Linked DNA regions of Homo sapiens: region 2 is linked to region 1. A link is a loop called in an ENCODE intact Hi-C map of the cell type or tissue named here. Cell type or tissue: IMR-90. All regions are shown on one strand. Links, peaks and the distances in the headings refer to the core of each region. The heading gives the core; the rest is flanking DNA.

Region 1 (11,675 bases), core at 1-8,000:
CTGCCCCCAGATGCCGCCCCACCTGGGAGATTGTCCCTCCACTGTCACTGTGTCATGATGAAATCTTCAGAAGCCTGGGGATGTGGGGACTGGCCAGAGGCATCTGTGCCCCCAACACTCAACACAGTTCCTGCACAAAGATGCTTGTGGAAGGAAGGAGGGAGGGAAGAAGGAAGGGAAAGATGGAGGCAGGAGGGAGGGGAGGAAGGAAGGGCGGATTCTACTAGAGACCTTCTCTCATTCAGTGGTTCGATGCCACAGCCCACCATAAGGCTGTGCACGCCCAGTGTCTCGCTGGATGCTCATAGCTCAAGGGGCACTTGGGGGTGCTCCAGCCTGGGCACCAGAAGCTCTGCTGGGGCTGCATCTGATTCACATAACTGCAGCCACTGCCCTTAACTTTCCTCCATCGCCTTTGCTGAAGTCAGGATTCCAGCTGAGCCCCGTTCCTCCCTTGCCTCCCTCCCTGCCAAGATTTCTCATGCGGGCCTCTGAGGAGGTGGAGGCCTGCACCCCGCTATCAGGGAGCTCGCAAAAGTGAGTTTCCATCTGCCGAAGACCACCATGCACCCCTCGGTCCGAAAAATGCCACTGACTGACATGACTTTAGAATCTGGGAGTGCTGCACACTTGGTGGGGGAGGGGGAGGGAAGCCCCTTCTAGAAGGTCTGGGCTCTCCCTGGAGACTCTGATGAGGGTCTGAGGAAGTGGGATCCATCCTGTGCTGGCTGCTGTTTCCAAGACAGTCTCAGGAACAGCAGGATTGACTACTGTTTGGGTGCCAGCAAGAGCAAGGAGGGCTCAGCATTTGGGGATTCGTAGCAAAAGAGGGGTGCAGCAAAGCGGCTCTAGGGCACGATTGGTGAGGAAGCAGTGCTCACTCAAGGGAGATCATCCTGGCATTTTCCAGCTATAGGTTGACCCCGGGAGAAATGGCATTTTCGGCGGATGCTGCAGCTGGCTTTATCAGAGTGTGTCCTCCCAGCGGGATTAACAGCTAGGCTGCTTTCTTCTCTTTTCAGTCCAGGCTGATTTTGACTGTCACAGAGAAAAGTGTTCAAGAAGATGTTGAAGAAATATTCACCCTGACTGCAAATCCCCACACTGAGAAGTATTCCTTCTATTTACTTTGTACCTCCTATAATAACAAGGACAGCCTTCTTCACATGGTTGTCATGCAAATGCCTATAGAATAAATGAATGCATGCAAGAACGAATGAGTTATATGTTTTAAATAACGTTTTGGTTTTTTTAAAAATGTGCTAAATGTTTTAGGTATGTTAACTCCTTATGCCAACCTTATGAACATGTCATAGGACAATCTATTGTTATCCTCATTTTACAGATAAGGAAACGGAGGCTTTGAGGCATTAAGGCGCTTGCACAAGGTTGCAGCAAGTGTGGAATCGGGACCAGAAGACAGACAAGACAGGTTGGTCTGACTCCAGAACCTGCAGGCTGCGATGATACAGCTCAAGAGTGACACTGCTCCCTCAGAAGCCTGTGCCACCTCTTGTATTTCGGTTGTTTATTATTTTACTTTTTTATTATACTCCAGGTTCCTCAAAGGCAAAGGACCCTGTCCTAATTCATCCCCCCATTATCTTGCACAGAGCTCTGCTTGTAGTCTTTCATGGATACTTGATGATTCAATGAATAAAGAAGAAAGAGAGGGACAGAAGAGAAGGAGAGGATGGAAGGAAGGAAAGGAGGGAGGGGAAGGAAGGAGGGGGCTGTCATTTTGGTCAAATTTCCTTCATAAGGACAAGAGATGGGTAAGGCGAGCCCTTGTCTTTTGCGCCACCTGCTGGACATCCTCCAGTACTGCAGGGGACTGGAGAGCCCGGGTATGAGCTGCGAGCAGGATTTCCCTGCTTTCCAAAGATTTGGGATACATCAGCGACGTTGACAAGGCTTCGCTGAGAACCCAGGACGAATGGCTTCAAGACGACAAACCATAGGCCATATCATTGTGAAGCAGGACCACCCTAGATGTCTCTCCACTGTCACATGCCCTAGGCAGAGTTGGACGTCCCTCTGTCAAAGAGGCCAGTTGGAAGATCCTGTTGTCAACCAGCTCCATTTCCCCGCTGACCTACATAGCTACCCTTCTTCATCTCCGCTTGATCTTCAGGTGGCGCTGTGTCACACACTCTAGCTTTAAGTTTCTCTGTGCTCAGGCCTCTTTCTTGAGTGGCTATTACTTTAAAATATTTTATATTTAAAGATATTGGAGACCTTCACTTAAAGGAGCCCTGGAATGAGTCCTTTTATGAAGCCAAGGACCTTTTCACAAAGCCAAAGGATTTACCTTTATTGTACATTTAAAAGATTTTTTACAAAATCCTGGACACAGCTGTATAAATAGTAAAAGAGGATGAACTGATTATCTTTTACTGATCATGGTGAAACCAAAATCACCTAGTTTCACAGATATGTGGAAGGTTTCTCCTGGAGTCTGTAAGAGTGACAGCAGGTCAGAGAATGGATTAAGAGTCTGGGGAAATGAACTCTTGGGCAAACTTGCTTACTAGATACAAACCGAGTATAGTGCTCTGTCCTTCCCAACAATGGTGACAGCGGCCGCAGCTCCTTCCTCAAAAAGCCTGTTTTCATGCTGCTTCCTCCATTTACAGGGAAGTATCAGTGGTTACCACGCCAAGGGAGAGTGGCTTTGTAACATAGCTTTGGAAGCCTGAGTCCTGTGTCTCTGCCCCTTTGTTAGGTGCTGTAAGGTGAAGACTGTAGGATTTGAGTCATATCTAGTTTCAGATTTTGTCCCCAGCCCTCACTAGGTGTGGTTCAGTTAACCTAAGCTCACTAAACTTCACTTTCCTCACCTGTGAAATGGGATAACAAACTCATCTGCCAGGGTTATTCTGAGGATAGATAAATTCATGTAAACATAGTAAGCTCCAAAGAAATGGTAGCTGTTATTATCCCGAGTGGAGATGGGTGAGGCCTCTAGTAATCTATATCTTCATTCTCTCCTTCCTTCTAGGAATACGCTCAGCTTACAAACTACAGTTCCAATGGCCAATACGATAAAAGGAAGTTATTGGGTGAAACCTCAGGAAATGCTATTGAAGGGGAAGCTTATGCTTCTGACAGTCAGCCTCTGAGCTTTCCCTCTTCTTTCTTTTCCCTGCCTGGGACTCAGGAGTGAGAGGGGAGCTGAAGCAGATGTCGTGACCATGATGTAGGCTTGTGGAGAAATGCCATGTTTTAGGACTGGTGAAGCAGAAGACAGAGTTGGGGTCTCTCATGACATCGTGGGGCCTCCCTAGCAGCCCTGGACCACCTGCTTCTGAGAAATTTCAGATTACATAAGAGAAAGACACCCCTACCTAGCTGAAGCCCCTGTGACTCGGCATATGTTGGTAGCAGCCACATGCAGTTCCTCACCGGCTCACACATATTAGTGGGCGGCTTTAAGGAGAGACCTTGTCACACTCTGGCCCTCGCTGTCTTTATAAAATGTGGCCATGACTTTGATAACCCCATGGGCCCTCCCAGCTCTCACATGACAGCCCCCCATTTCCCCCTCCTGAGTCTGGGGGTGACTCAGTGCAGAGTTTCCTTGGTCTCATCTGTCTCTCTCTCTCCTTTCTCTGCGATGCAGCAGCCTGGTTGGGGCCTAGAAGGCTTCAGGCCAGCCATCCAGATCACCTGTTGCTGCCCCTCCAATGTGGCCCGAAGGGGTCGCTCTCAGCGCACCTTCAGAGCTGGAGGGTCCTTGTGGCCAGCAGGCTAGGTGGACATTGTCCCTGCAAGCTCAGCCCCGCCCTTCCCATTCCAAGCCGCCTCTGTTGCCTCTCCTCCTCAGTGGAATGAAAGCAAAACTTCAGCAAAAGACAGCAATTGGAGAATTGCTTAAATGAAGAAGAAATAGCAGTCACAGCCCAATGTCCATCAAGTGGCTACATTTGGAATTGGCCACATGGGGTCACTGCACCCTCAGGAATGGAGGGACTTCGGCAGGGTGCCTCTGTCTCTGAAGCATGGACTGGAGAAAGCTGCTGCCTGTGGAAGGGATGGGAGATGCTCCTTTTCTGCAAAGTTGAGCTGCCTGGGACATGCTAAGTCCCTCCCCACGGCCAGGCGGGAAGGCGCTTAGTGTAAGGCCTTGAACCAGAGAACAGTCTTCCAAAATATTACTCTTACCGTGATTTTCATTGTTATTACAGGATTTTGGAATTCCTACGTACTCTTTTTGTTGTTGTTCACAGCTGATGAAATCTGTAGATCCTCTCTGTAAAAAGGTGTGAATATCAAATGCAATAAATCCAGGTCCTGGATGGTGAGTGAGTTTCTGGCTCTGTCTGCTGGGTCTGCTGGGTGCATGATGCCAGGTAGCGTGGTAGAGTCAAAGGACTGTGCTGCAGGCCCCAGGCCTGGGTTTAAATCTTTGCTGGCTAGGTGACCTTGGACAAGGTGCTTCACTTCTTGGAGACTTGAAAGCCTTATTTATAGAATGAGAATTCTAATATCTACCTTGGTTTGGAGTTAATGTATATGGAGCGCCTATCAGTGCAAGGCACATAGTGAGCAATTAGTACATGACCATGCTCTTCTCGGGTTAGGGAGCCCAGGAAGAAGAGAGGCTGGGGAGAAGGATCTGAGCTCAGCTATATGTTCAGATGTAAGTTCTCAGTAGCCTGGGAAAGGCAGGTGCAGGTGGAGCTGGCTGTGAGCTCAGGAGACCTGAGGCTGCCACCTAGGGTGAGATACAGCTGCAGGTATGGGCATCAGCAGGTAACTGAAGCCACTATAAGTGATATATGCCAGTGCCTCTCAAGCCTTCACACACTCAGAAGCATCTGGGTTCACTGAAACACAGATTGCTGGGACACCCAATCCTGAATACTATGTGGTTGGAACCAGTTCTTTTAAGATGCACAACACAAGGCCTGGACTCACTGCTGTCTGATGCCTGGTCTAAAGCCAAGGGGGAACTTCAGAATTTCCATTTGGTTTGGAATTGTGCCTTAGGAAGTGTCTGGCACTGCCAAGCCCTGTACCATCACCTTGTTTGTTGCTTTATTATTGTTTGGTTTGTTTTTGTTTGTTTGTTTGAGACGGAGTCTTGCTCTGTCGCCCAGGCTGGAGTGCAGTGGCACGATCTCAGCTCACTGCAACCTCCACCTCCCGGGTTCAAGCGATTCTCCTGCCTCAGCCTCCCAAGTAGCTGGGACTACAGGCACACACCACCACTCCCAGCTACTTTTTCTATTTTTAGTAGAGATGGGGTTTCACCATGTTGCATGGGCTTGTCCCGAACTCCTGACCCCAAGTGATCCGCCCGCCTTGGCCTCCCAAAGTGCTGGGATTACAGGTGTGAGCCGCCACTCCCGGCCTCATTGCTTTATTTTTGCCTCCAAAATATTTCATTTGACCAATCCCTGGCTTTGAAACACTTGAAGATTATGGGTTTAAACAGTGGTTCTCAAAGCTCATTCTTGAGAGCAGCCATGTTTGCATCGCTTGGGAACTTGCCAGACATGCAGTCTTCGGCCCCATCCCAGATCTGCCAAATGAGAAGCTCTCGGGTGGGGACCAGCCAGCTGGGTTCTAACAAACCTGCAGCAGCCACGCATGTGCTCGAGAGTCAGAAAAGCACTGCACTAGAGAAAGGGTGGCTTGTGGCCATGCCTCAGCCATTCTCCTGTTGGTGAAGTCTGCCCCCAGCACCAGCTTCCTTAAGGTGACCCTTCCTTCTTCGGCATTCCCAACCCCTACCTTTCCTGCTGCCCCCCATCAGACTCCAGGTGCTACTTGCTCATTCCTCCATCCCCTGCTCTGGCATCTAGCAGTGGGTAGCGATGAGTTCATCAGGTGTGCCAATTTTTACTGGTGGTGTAAGGGGAGTAATAAGGTCCCATCCCAGATTCACCTGCAAAAAAAAAAAAAAAATTGCATGCATTCTTAAGAACCTTAAAAAAGAGAAAGTACCACAAGGATGTATGCAGATGTGGGGATAGTCCGTGGCCTTTGGACACCCCTCAGATGGCTAATGCACAGACCGCCATTGGTGGGGCCATCATAATAGCAGTCCTAATAATGATGATGACGAGGACAGCCACAGCATCTGACATCTGCGGGCTCCTCACTGCAAGCCCATGGGCTCCACAACTATTATCCCATTTTACAGAGGAGGGAAGGCAGACTCAAGGAGCTTAGGTGACCCTGCTGCCATTCACACATCTGAGGACTGGGGGAGCAGGCTTTCCACCCCAGCCAGTTACCCCTGCCCTACACCAATGCCGTCCCCAGCTCTCTGCCCCCCAGACCCCATGGGGTGTCTCTGAAGAGACAATGCTAGCAGGAAGACAGCTTAATTGGAAGACATTTTCTTTAGGCCAACGAAGTCTATGCATCTTACATTATCTGGGCACATCTGTGGAATGAGCATCCTCCAGGAGGATGCCTCCAGGATCGTGAGCATGGAGCCAGGAGTGGGAGGGGCAGGAGCACTGTGCCCACAGGTGAACGATGGACCGTGAATGTCAAGTTCAAACTTCAGATGAGAAGGCGCTCCTCTCCTGGGGTGACAAAGGAGGGGAAATTCCTTCCTTCTGATCCATGAGAAGAGAGAAAAGGGCCCCACCCCCAGCACCCTGTATACAGTAGGTGCTCAGGAAATACAAATTGAACCCATGACTGGTCATCCGCCCAGGGCCGCCGAGTCTGGATTACTGATTTGGTTTTTCCGGGAGTCGTGTTTTCTAAGGACTCTGTTTTCTCTTGCCATGAAAATGTGCCTATTTTTAGCTTTGATTCGTGCAGGCTGCAGCATGAATCACCTAAAATGCCCCGCTAGAAAGAGCTGGGATTAGAGAGCAGGTAGTTGAATTGGACTCAGCGTCCCTGCATGAATGCAGGACCCTGAAGACCCTGGCATCTGGAAGGTGGAGGGCAGGAGGAACGCCCATGCCTTGTAGAGGGAGGGCTCTGGGCGTCCTGGGTATCTGACCCGCCTGTGTGTATTTAGTCCAGAAAAAGCAGGTTTTCACACAGTTCTTCAGTCTGATGAAATTCACCTTCAAAAGGCCCTAAATCCAAAAGCTAAAATGCAATAAAAGAAAATAAGATGCAAAGCCACGGCAGTGATTTTTTAGTTTAATTGGGAGCCTTCCTGGCTCACTCCTCATTCTCCTTGCCCCAAATTTCTCCAGCTTCTCTGGCCAGGGTCCCAACCACACTATAAAACTACCAATGACACCACCCAGGGTGCCAGGGACAGCTCAGGGCCCTTTGCATGTGCTGCCTCCAAGGTGGGCACTGGCCTGGCCCCACTGCCTAGATGGAGACACAGGCACAAAGAGACAAGTTGGCTTGCCCAGGGTTGTATAGGGGGCAGTGGCACAACTAAGGATCTGAGCCAGAAAATCAATGCCACTTATTGGTCTCTCTCATTGGCACGGGCCCTTCCTTTCCTCATCACTCCCTGGCACCCACCTGGGAGGAGCTGTGATGGCCAATCTTATGTGTCAACTTGACTGGGCCACAGGGTGCCCAGATGTTTAGGCAGACATGATTCCAGGTGTTTCTGTGAGGTTGTTTTTGCGTGAGATTTACATTTAAACCAATAGAGAGAGTAAAGCAGATGGCCCTCCCTAATGTGAGGTGAGGGGGTTGCAATCAACTGAGAGCCCAGATAGAATAAAAAGGCTGAGGAAGAGGGTGCCTCTCCTACCTGACTGCTGTCATTTGAATGGGAACATCAGCTTTTCCTGGTTCTCCAATAACTTTCCATCTGTGGACTCTAACTGGGACATCAGGCCTGTGGATTTGCCAGCCTCCACAATTGCGACAGCCAATTCCCTAGAATAACTATATTTCTGTGAATACAGATACACACTTTCTATTGGTTCTGTTTTTCCAGGGAACCCTCATCTAGGAGCTTTTCAATTCTATGCTTTTTGCAGCCCCAGGACACTTAGTGAAGCACCAAAGCTGTCGTGGGGACAACAAAGGTCTTTTGAACCCAGGGGACCCCCTTCCCAGTGGACCCTCATCCCTGAGAAGAGCGTTTCCTCCTCCCTGCCCTCCAGGAAGGGCTGTGGGAGGAAGCGCAGGCCCAGGAGGTGGGCAGGGTGGTGGGTGAGCGGGGTCAGGACTGGAGGTCAGGAGCGATTGGGGGCCAGTGAGGGACCGGTGGGAGCAGAGGGGATGTCAGCCTGTGGCCCCCAAGCAGAGGTCGGAATGCAGCCTCCCCGTCAGATGCGGCCCCTGACACTGGGGGCACCAGCAGAGATCAGGTGGGGGCCGGGGTGGCAGCCAACCCTAGTGTCCCAAGGGGCGCCCCAGGGCATAGCAGACTCGCTGCAACATCTGTTTCTTATCACTTAGTCAGAAAACAACATATTAACTCAGAAAACAACAATGAAGCACCTCCCTTGCCCAGGCTCTGTGATGGGCCCCGGGTACAGGAAAGTGAGCAAAGCCCAGGCCTGCCCTCAAGGGAAGACAGACACAGCATCGCCCCCAATATTAATATTAGCACCTTCCATGGAGCTCAGCGTGCCATGCACTGTTCCTGGTATTATTCTAGCCCCATGTACGGTCACCCCCTTATCCATGGGAGAAAAGTTCCAAGACCCCCACTGGATGCCTGAAACTGAGGTAGTACCAAATCCTACAATACTGCTTTTTCCTAAATGTACATACCTAGGATAAAGTTCAATTTATAAATTAGGCAGAGAAAGAGATTAACAACTAATAACAAAATAGAACAATTCTAACGATATACTGTAATACAGTTATGTGAATGTGGCCTCTTTCTTTCTCAGAATATCTGATTGTACTGCACTCACCCTTCCTGCGATGAGCGAGATGGTGAAATGCAGGCATGATGAGACAAATGGAGGGAGTGGACAGAACAAGAGTCTAATATGCTGCTCAGAATGGCAGCAATGAAAAACTTAGGAATTGCTTATTTCTGAAAATTTCCATTTCATATTTTCGAACCATCATTGATGACTGCTAACTGACACTGTGGAAAATGAAGCCATGGACAAGAGAGGCTACTGTATGATATTAATTCATTTCATCTTCCCAGCAGCCCCGTGGAGGAGGTACTATTACCCCATTTTATATATGAGGAAACTGAGGTTTTACCCCATTTTATATATGAGGACAGAGAGGTTAAGTGATTGGCCTAAGTTCACACAGCTCTCAAGGGCCAGATCTGGGGTGTGTACCCAAGTAGTCTGGCTCTACTTAATGATAAAAAATTATAACGCAATACTAAAGTGCAACCCTAAGGTGTGCAGCAGGCGCAGTGGATGAACAGATGGGGCGTTCCATGTGGATGGGCAATTATGGACCGAATGTTTGTGCCCCCCAGAGTCTCATGTTGAAGTCTTAACCCTGCAGTGTAATGGCTTTGTACTGGGAGGTGGGTCTTTGGGAGGTAATTGAGGCATGAGGGTGGAGCCCCCATAAATGACATTGGAGTCGTTATAAAAGTGACCTCCGAGAGCTCTCTTGCCCTCTTTCCACCATGTGAGGACACATGAGAAGCTGACAGAGGGCCGTCGCCAGAGCCTGACCATGTGGCCCCTGACCTGAGACTTCCAGCCTCCAGAACTGTGAGCATCAGTGTTTATCTTGAAGCCTCTCAGTCTATGGTAATTTGTTATTGCAGCCCCAACTGACCGAGACGCTAAGGGCTTCACCGAAGGGGAGAGGCCAGGCCGGGTCCTGAGGCAAGGGTAGGAGCTTGCCAGCAGGTGGTGGTGAGGCCACAGAGTCCTGATTCAAGGCAGAGGCAAGAACTTCACGTTGGAGAGCGAGCCCAAGGCCGGGAGGCTGAGGGGAAATTGGGAGAAGTCAGGAAGGCTGGGTTGTAGGAAGCTAGCCATGGCCACTTGGATCCAGAGGGCCCCTCTACAGACGGGAGAAAGGCCAAGAGTCACACCAAGGTACCACACAGTCACCTGACATGACACATCTGGCCGGGCAGGGGCTGCGAGAGCCGCCCATTTGGGCAGGGAGCCGTCATTCAGGACTGACATTGTTCACAACGGAGCTTGTGGTGGTGATGAAAAGAGGGCTAAACTTGAGTTAGTTTTCTTCTCATTTTAAATTCTCTATAGACAATGCACCTCCTGCTTCCCTTGTTCAGGCCAGCCACTCCCACCACCATTGGTTAAAAGATAATAAGGCCGGGCGCAGTGGCTCACGCCTGTAATCCCAGCACTTTGGGAGGCCGAGATGGGCAGATCACGAGGTCTGGAGATCAAGACCATCCTGGCTAACATGCTGAAACACCATCTCTACTAAAAAAATACAGGTGTGGTGGCGGGCACCTGTGGTCCCAGCTACTTGGGAGGCTGAGGCAGGAGAATGGCATGAACCTGGGAGGCAGAGCTTGCAGTGAGCCAAGATCCTGCCACTGCACTCCAGCCTGGGTGACAGAGCAAGACTCCATCTCAAAAAAAGACAAAGAAGAAGAACCTTTGGAACAGCTGGGTCATCCGGGCAGAGTGTTTGGTTTGGTTGCTGTTTTTTTGGGTGTTTGTTTTTTGTTCATTTAAGCCTGGATTCCTTAGTATATATAGGGTAACATTCCCTTAAGACAACTTAAATACAATGTCAGCCACACATGCAAGCCACATGGGTAATCGAGTAGCCATATTTTTTAAAAGTGAAGAGAAACAGATGAAACCAATTTTAATATTACTTTATTTCACTTAATATATTAAATATCTAAAAATTAGCATTTCAACATGTAATCCATAGAAAAACTATTCATGAGTTATTTTCCTTTGTTTTGTCTTTGAAATCTGGTGTGGGTTTTCAACTCGGCACCCACCTCCGCTCGACTCTCCACTCTTCCAGCGCCCAACAGCTGTGTGCAGCAAGCAGCCTGGGACAGGGCAGCACAGCCCAGCGCCTCTAAAATGAGCCCAGATCAAGCTGTGGCCACTCAGACCATATCAGTCCCTTTGAGTTTTTGGTCTGCTTGTTTTTGTCATCCAATAGGACCTTCACTGAGTCAGCAGGCATGTACCAATAAGCCCTAAATATTAAGAACACATTGATGTGATTCCCAGGGTAGCAACATCTCCTTACTTGAAAAGCACAACCCAAACGCAGGCCTTGCAAAGTGGAGTAGCCGATGCTGAGAGAAGAGCTGCTTCCACCGCTTTCATCAGCACCATAATCAAAAGGCATGAGAGGCTGCAGCTGAAGGGAGGGGAGGGAAGTGGTCAAGACCAGGAGTGATCAGCTGGGACCTCTACAACCAGCGTTCAGGGTGGACATGGGTCTCTCTGCTTTCCTGCTCTCTTTGGCTCCACTGTTCATTTTGAAAGCCATGCCGCTTCATGTCGGTAAACGAACTGGTCCTAAGGTCAGCCCAGGGAAAAGCATGTTAATAGATCCTCCAGACCTCAGGTTCTAAAGAACTGAACAGCATTTTCCTAAGATGCCTCAGGCGCCACCTAAGCCACTGGGCAGGAAAGCCTGCCAAGTCTTTTTCAGGGCCAGAAGCAAGGTTTCACCAACCGGGCCCCTCCACCCTGGCCCAGGGACTCACATTCTACGGAGCTGGGGCTCCGCTGAGCACAGCTCTCCCCTGGGCTGGAACGCCCATCTGGCGGCCTGCCCTGGCTCAGGAGGAGACAAGCCTGGGAGGTCATCCATGAAAACTCCACACTGCCTCCTGG
Region 2 (8,000 bases), core at 1-8,000, 540 kb after region 1:
AAGATGGAATGTGGTAACTACTGCAGGCTAGAGACTGGGGAAAGTAACCAGTTTCACCAAATTAAAGCAGGTTGGGGGAAAGGATCCATATATTTGAGAAAAAAAATATACTTCCATTTAGTTTTGTCTTATATAATGCAGGTGTTATAACTCTCTATTTTAGGATTACAAGAGGGATTGTGGTTAGTCCATGGAAAAAATGTTTCTGCAAAGTACTAAATTATTTTCCAGCACTGAAACCAGTTGAACAGGCCTTATTTGCCTCCTAAATGAGTGCACCACAGACCTTGCCTGGAAGACAAAAGAAAATATACAAGAATGAGCTTTAAAGCAAATTTATTAATTTGCTACTTTAGCCTTTATTCCAACATGGTTTTATATGTATTGAGGCCCTGCCTAATCAATGTTTGTTATCAAGGCAGTTAAAATAGATTTTGTGGCTTTTTTGTTTTTCCCCCTCATCTGACCAGCTTTTAGCCAAAGTCCCTCATAGCTGTTCTGGCACTGGATAAATGTCTGAGATAGATGTACGAACTGTAGAAACTGTGTCTTCTTTTTCTCACAACTGTTTATTCCTATAAGAAAAAGAGAAGGACATATAAAGTTTGCTTTTGAGTTCAGTTTGGGCAATACCTTTGGGATATGTTCATTATGTAATTTAGGGAGTCATTCCTGGGACTAGGTGACGACAAGCTAATGTTGACAGCTGACAAAAGGGGTATGGTACAATGTGTGGGCCCAAGGACGTGAGCAGTAGACCAAGGGATTCTAGAGATCTCCAGGCCTGACTTGAAAGAGCATAGCAAACCAAGTTACTACCACAGTCCTATTTCTTGCAACTCACAGCCTTCTCTGGGGTGTATTGGCTCTGCACAACCATCAGGAAACACACGAGCCCACGCTCTCAGTTATCAGTGACTTCTTCCATCTCCAAGCCTCAAGGAAATACAAAGAAACTCCTTACAGAATGAGGATGCATGGTTCAAACCACCAATTGATTAAGGATTAGGAATTACATTAAGCCTACTGTAAACTACAAGAAGTGAACTGGTTCCAAGCTCCCCCAACTACGTACAACTCGTTAATTCCTCAGTGATCACAGCCCACAGAAGCATTTCCTTAACTAGCCTTTCAGATGGTCAGAAAGGATTTCTGGTTTACATCTCATTCTGCTTTAAGCTAGGGGCCCCAAAACCTGCCACCAGGGCTCTCTATGGGGTATAAAATAGGGGGATCTTGGGACCTACAGTGCAACCTCAGTGTTCAGTAAAAATTCTCTCCTCCTGGCCGGACGTGGTGGTTCACGCCTGTAATTCCAACACTTTGAGAGGCCGAGGCGGGCAGATCACTTGAGGTCAGGAGTTCGAGACCAGCCTGGCCAACATGGTGAAACCCTGTCTCTACAAAAAATATAAAAATCAGCCAGGTGTGGTGGCAGGCACCTGTAGTCCCAGCTACTCGGGAGGCTGAGACTGGAGAATTGCTTGAACCCGGGAGGTGGAGGTTGCAGTGAGCCGAGATTGTGCCACTGCACTCCAGCCTGGGTGACAGAGTGAGACTCTGCCTCAAAAAAAAAAAAAAAAAAAATTCTTTCCTCCAAGTTCTGATTCAGCCTGACCTGGTTTGGCTTATGTTAGCAGAAGCAATCAAAGTTCAAAGTGCCTTGGATATAGAATGCCAATGGATTTATTTCCTGAAATTTTCTGTAAAGTGAAGTGGAAGGAAACAGGTTCCATCTGTAAGATATTCATCTTCTGGCAAAGTCTCCACTCCAAGCCTCTGGTTGTTTGCAAATAGCTCCTCAGTACCTACTCACAGATTTGTGCCTGGGCAGTTGCATTGCAGAAAAGAAATTATTTTGCAAATCCGGTTCTCAGACAATAAAAGATGTTTTAAAAGCCTCCTGCTACACATTTTGAAAGATTGTTAATAGGAGCATGGAAATATATTTAATCTCTCTTAAATCTTAAAGACTGTAAGACTCATATGTCGGTATTTTTTTCTGCTTCCTTTTTAAGAGAAAGGTGATGCAGAGCCAGAGAGTCCAGACAATGGCACATCGAATACATCGTAAGTTTCTTTCATTTTCTATCAGAGATGCCTGTTCTTAAATATGCCTCATAAAATGAGATAGTGCAAGTATCTTGTAATAGTAATAATGATGATGGAAGGAAGCCCATGGTTCTCTTTTCTCATGATAATGTCTTTCTAAATGCTTTGGGTGCAGATGCATTTTTTATGCTTTAGCAGAGTAAGAGGAATCTTGAAAAATGCAAATGCTTCTCTTTATGAAGTAGAAATGTAATGAGATTTGAGCATGTATGCTGGGGGGATTTGGTTGGAGACTTTCAGCATCATCTTAAGAATTGCAGAACTTTTCACACTTAAACTGGGAGGTATGCTGTCCCACACAGCTGTGCAGTAACAAGGTCATTTCAGAAGCTTGCCATCTGCAACCTCACCTTGGAATTATGTGAAAAGCACAATTATCGATATCTCTGGAATCTCAAGAGTTTCTTTTTTGAATTAACAAAAGCAGTTTTAAAAACATAAGAAAAGGCCCTTATAAAACATGTGCTCCTCACTCTATGTTTTGTCTGTTTCTTCTCAATATTCAAGGAATCCAAATATATTTTTACTGATTAATTTGATGCCAAATTGATATACCAACATTTAAATTAAAAAATTCATGAGCTAACAAGTGACTTTATTTTAGTTCCATAAGAGTCAATAACAGGTTTGCTCCTTAAAAATCTTTATTTTTATCACTTATGAGCAGTGGCATGTGTTTTCTTATTATAAGATAGGCTTTGTGAATTTATCTGTATGGGGATCAGGATTTTAAAAAACAGCATTTTTTAAGTGCTGTTGATTGGAAATCAGTTTGTGGTAAAATACTGAGTGTCTTATTTTGTCCAAAATCTGTTTCTTTGTCTAGAAAGATCCTTTGGCTTGAATAGGAGAGCTGTGTATTTCATAAGAGATATGATTATATGTTTGTCTTTCTTAAGATACTTCCCTAAAAGTTTAAATAGTTCCATTGTCCTGCTTTCAGATGTTATAATGAATGTGACTGGTCTTAAATGGTTAAAATGTTACTAATTTTTAATTTTTTTGTGTTGTAAAATATAATGGGAAAGGCTTTTAATGCCATCTGGAGGCATTCTAGAGAACTGAAAAGGGTAGAATCATTGAAAATTCAGTTCTTTTGAGTAACAGTAGAAACTGCATAAAAATTCATGCAACCAGAATGTAAGCTATTTGGGGGAAGTTGTATTTTTTAATAAATTATTTTATAAAAGTTTTAATTGTAGAAACAATTTTTTCAAATTCTCAATAATGAAATTATTTTAAAGACTGACAAAGAATATACAAAGTATGTTGGAAAGTGACTAGCATCCTACATTTAATTTTACATAGTTAAAAATCACATTCAGTAGGCACCCATTTGGTTAAGGCAGTTGGATGTGCTTCTAAAGTTCTCCTTCCCTTACGTATTTCTAAAATGTCCGTTCCCAGCCAGGCTCAGTGGCTCACGCTTGTAATCCCAACACTTTGGGAGGCCGAGGCAGGCAGATCACTTGAGACCAGGAATTTGAGACCAGCCTGGCCAAAATGGCAAAACCTCGTCTCTACTAAAAATACAAAAATTAGCTGGGTGTGGTGGCAGACACCTGTAATCCCAGCTACACGGGAGGCTGAGGCACAAGAATAGCTTAAACCCAGGATCATGCCACTGTGCTCCAGCCTGGGTGACAAAGTAAGACTGTCTCAAAAATAATAAATAAAAAAATAAAAAGTTTATTGCCTAAAAGCACTGGTTTGCTTTACTCTGTACCTTATTTCTTATAACATCTATGAAAATAGGTAAGTTGGCCAGGCACGGTGGCTCACACCTGTAATCCCAGCACTTTGGGAGGCCAAGGGGGGCGGATCACGAGGTCAGGAGTTCGAAACTAGCCTGACCATCATGCTGAAACCCCATCTCTACCAAAAATACAAAAAAAAATTAGCTGGGCATGGTGGCGCGTGCCTGTAATCTCAGCTACTCAGGTGGCTGAGTCAGGAGAATCACTTGAACCCGGGAGGCGGAGGTTGCAGTGAGCAGAGATCGCACCACTGCACTCCAGCCTGGGTGACAGAGGGAGATTCTATCTCAGAAAAAAAAAAGAAAAAAAATAGGTAAGTTGTCTGAGGAATTACTTTTAAACCCTCTGGAAATATAAAAACAATGGGAGCTTGAAGCATCACCCCATATTCCTGCCTCTTTGAGCAAAACGGTTTCTTAGGCACCTGCCTCTTAAACTAGAAATAACAGGTTGCAAGCATCTCTCCTATGAATGGAGAATTCTGAACTTGAAACCGCTCAAGAGACCTCTAACAGAGGTTCTGTTATAATTGGGTATGAGGTACAGTACATTACGGATAAAGAGTGAGATTCAGGATGCCTTTGATTTGTGTAGTATTTTACATTCTTATGTGCAGCATCTATCTGAGCTTTTTTAGGTAGGTAGGATAGAAACAATATCCCCATATTATGGATAAGGAATCTGAGGATCAGAAAGGTCACTCCAGGCCAGGTGCGGTGTCTCACACTTGTAATCCCAGCACTTTGGGAGGCCCAGGTGGGTGGATCACCTGAAGTCAGAAGTTTGAAACCAGCCTGGCCAACATGGCGAAACCCCACCTCTACTAAAAACACAAAAATTAGCTGAGTGTGGTGGCATGCGCCTGTAATCCCAGCTACTGGGGAGGCTGAGGCAGGAGAATTGCTTGAACCTAGGAGGCGAAGGTTGCAGTGAGCCAAGATTGCACCACTGCACTCCAGCCTGGGCAACAGCATGAGACTGTGTCTCAAAAAAAAAAAAAAAAAAAGAAAGGTCATTCCACTGAAGTGAGGAGTTAGAGCATAAACCTTCTGATTTTTGCCCATTTTCCATACCAAGAGGGGGTGTGGGTCTCAAGAGACAAACTAAAGCCATGAGTCACAATCAAGTAGGAAAATTGGGAGCAGAGGATTTGTTAAGTGGCAAGCATACTGATCTGGTAGGGCTGCCAGAGCAAAGTACCAGCAAGTAGGTGGCGAAAGTAACAGAAATTTATTTTCTCATGGTTCTGGAGGCTGGAAGTCCCAGTCAGGGTGTCAGCAGGGTTGGTTGCTTCTGGGAGATGTAAAGAGAGGAGTTATCCCCGGCCTCTCTCCTTCGCTTGTAGGTGACCGTCTCCTCCCAACGTGTCCTCACGTCATCGTCTCTCTGTGCATGTCTATCTCTGTGTCTGTTTATATAGTCAGCAGTCATATTGGATTAGGGCCCACCCTAATGACGTCATTTTAACTTGATTACCTCTGTAAAGACCCTGTCACTAAATAAAGTCACATTCTGAGGCACTGGAAGTTAGGATTTCAACATATAAATTTTGGGAAGAAGTAGTTTGGCCTGTAACATTAAGGGGCAGAGTAATCAGAGTGATTCAGAAGTCAGGTAAACAGAACCAGGGGTACACAGATTTCTGAAAATGGGAAAAGGGGAGACAGCCTAAGTAAAACATGAAACATAATAGGCTCCATGGCAGCTGCAGGAGTGGAGCAGAGCGAAGAAAACAGGGCTAGCAAGCATGGGGCACTGGGAAAGATGCCTCTCTCATATTCATGGTGTGGTGGAACCAGTGTGGCTTCAGTAAGGCCTATACATCCCTCTGTCTGTATAACTCTATGACCCTGAGTCATTAAAGCCATTATATGGACTTAAATTGTAATACAAGGTTGGGAGTCTCCAAACAGAAGAGCTTATTTCCTAAGGAAGCATCTTTCTTCATGGCCTCCTTTAAAAACGGGAGATCGATCATGATTGGTTTCAGATGGTCAATGCTTGGCAGTATGACACAGTCTGGACAACACCCGAGTAATCCTTCAATATATATTATTTAGTGATCCTATGAGCATTCAGGGCAATGAAAGGAGCGATTTAATCTTAACATGCGTGCACACACAAAAGCACAAATTAAAATGTCTGTGACAGACTTCCAGTTATATTAATGATGGAAGAACCTATCTTAGACTAACTCTCCTGCAGATAGCTGTTACAAACTCTGGACAAAATACTTTTGTTAAAAAAACTATTCATAGTCTAACTAAAAGAAGGCAGAGAATGTAGGAAATTTGATCCTTGAAAGAGGGTCATTTGATCCTTGAAAGAGTGAGAACTATGTTTATATAGCTTCTCCCATGAAGGCATGCCCCAGTCCACAAAGAACAATTAGAACTCAAGGAGAAAGCCACAGCTGTAATGGCTTGAGGTGTCAGGGGATAGAGTTTAGGGCTGCCAGAGTGGCTGGGAATTGAGTAAGTCACAGAAAGAAAAGAGCCATAAAGAAGAGAGCCCTCCATTCTGTATATAAATTTCCATCAATCCTTGAATAACCCCTAAACTGCATATGTGTGGGGAATATGCCAATGAGCGTAGTGGAAAACAATAACTAGAAAGCCAAAAATGCTGAGCAGAGACTCTTTTCAGCTGCTGCCTACTGCCTACAGCTACTGCCTACAAAGTTCAGAATCTGAATCCCACCCAAGTTAGAGGGGCTTGGTAAATGCCTCAGATTTTCTATTGAAACCCCAGAAGGGGTGTGTGCTTTCAGTGTAAAGGAGTCACCGTAACATTAAGGGCAAAACCGAAACAGATCCTTCCTAACAAAGTATAACACTAAGTACCCAAAAGCTCAAGCTAATCAGCTAGAGATTTTATTGCCTGATAGAACAAAAAACAATCAACATTGTTTAAAAGAAGAGAGTTTGGAATCTCTAAAACAAAATTTACAGTGTTCATTATCTAACCAAAACTTAAAAGACATATGAGTGGGAAAATGTGACCCATAATCAAGAGAAAAAATAGCCACTGTAATAGATCTTGAGGTGACCTAGATATTAGAATTTTCAGACAAGAATTATAAAGCAACTACTATAATATGTCCAAGGATGTAAAGGAAAACATAGTCATCATGACTGAAAAGAAGGAGAATCTCAGCAGGATAATGGAAACCAATAAGAATAACCAAATGAAAACTCTGGAACTGAAAAATGTAACATTTGAAATAAATGAAGCATAGAAATGAAAAAATAATCAGTAAACTTAAACTCATATCAGTAAGAATTGTTCAATGTGAAAAACAGAATAAAGATTAAAAAACAATCAACAGAGCCTCAGTGAATTGTAGGATAATATCAAGTAGTCTGATATACATGCATTGTGATGCCAGGAGGAGAGGAGAGACAAAATAGACCTGAAAAAATATCTGAAGGAATAATAGCTGAAAACTTCCCAAATTGGATGAAAACATTAATTTATAGATTCAAGAAGCTCAGCAAGCTGCAAGCAAGATAAACACAAATAAAACTACACCGTGGAACATTATGGGAAACTAAACAGAAAAAGAAAATCTTTAAGACAGCCAGAGAAAAATAATATCTTATACACAGGGGAACACAGATACAATTAACTGAAGAATTCTCATCACAAATATGTAATACAGTGCAAAGGCATCTTTAAGGTGCTGAAAGACAAAAGAGAAAAAGGAAGAACTGTCAAGCCAGAATTCTTTTTTTTTTTCTTTTTTTTTTTGAGACAGAGTCTCACTCTGTCCCCAGGCTGGAGTGTAGTGGTGCTATCTCAGCTCACTGCAACCTCTGCCTCCCAGGTTCAAGCGATTGTCCTGCCTCAGCTTCCTGAGTAGCTGGGACTACAGGTGCGTGCCACCATGCCCAGCTAATTTTTGTATTTTTAGTAGAGACAGGATTTCACCATGTTGGCCAGGATGATCTCAATCTCCTGATCTCATGATCCGCCCACCTTGGCCTCCGAAAGTGCTGGGGTTACAGGCATGAGCCACCACACCCAACCCAGAATTCTAAATAATCAAAAATATCCTTCAGAATTGACAGTAAAATAAAGACATGTTGGGATGTACAAAATATGAGAGAATTCATTTCCAGTAGGCCTACA

What was found. Hi-C counts contacts between places; a loop is a spot of excess contacts. Peaks named below come from ENCODE experiments on the same cell type or tissue, not always from the same donor. Only the 100,000 strongest peaks of a DNase experiment are listed, where the experiment ranks them.
Region 2: it touches region 1 in a loop (10-fold over the local background); 6 of 110 quality-filtered maps call a loop at or near these places.

Annotation. Positions count from the first base shown.
Region 1 is chr2:100,253,174-100,264,848 of GRCh38, reverse strand. No RefSeq gene overlaps it. Among named protein-coding and RNA genes, the nearest start is that of LINC01104, 51 kb to the right of the region's middle. RefSeq lists an enhancer at 9,343-9,842. In IMR-90, for the core only: CTCF peaks have their summits at 1,804 (motif pointing left) and 3,937 (motif pointing right); a DNase peak (open chromatin) is centred at 3,968; H3K27me3 peaks cover 491 bases.
Region 2 is chr2:99,721,147-99,729,146 of GRCh38, reverse strand. AFF3 (ALF transcription elongation factor 3) reads left to right here. Exons shown (of 25, transcript NM_001386135.1): 11 at 2,019-2,070. Among named protein-coding and RNA genes, the nearest start is that of REV1, 240 kb to the right of the region's middle. In IMR-90, for the core only: a CTCF peak has its summit at 3,161 (motif pointing left); no DNase peak of the experiment used is centred there; H3K27ac peaks cover 1,303 bases.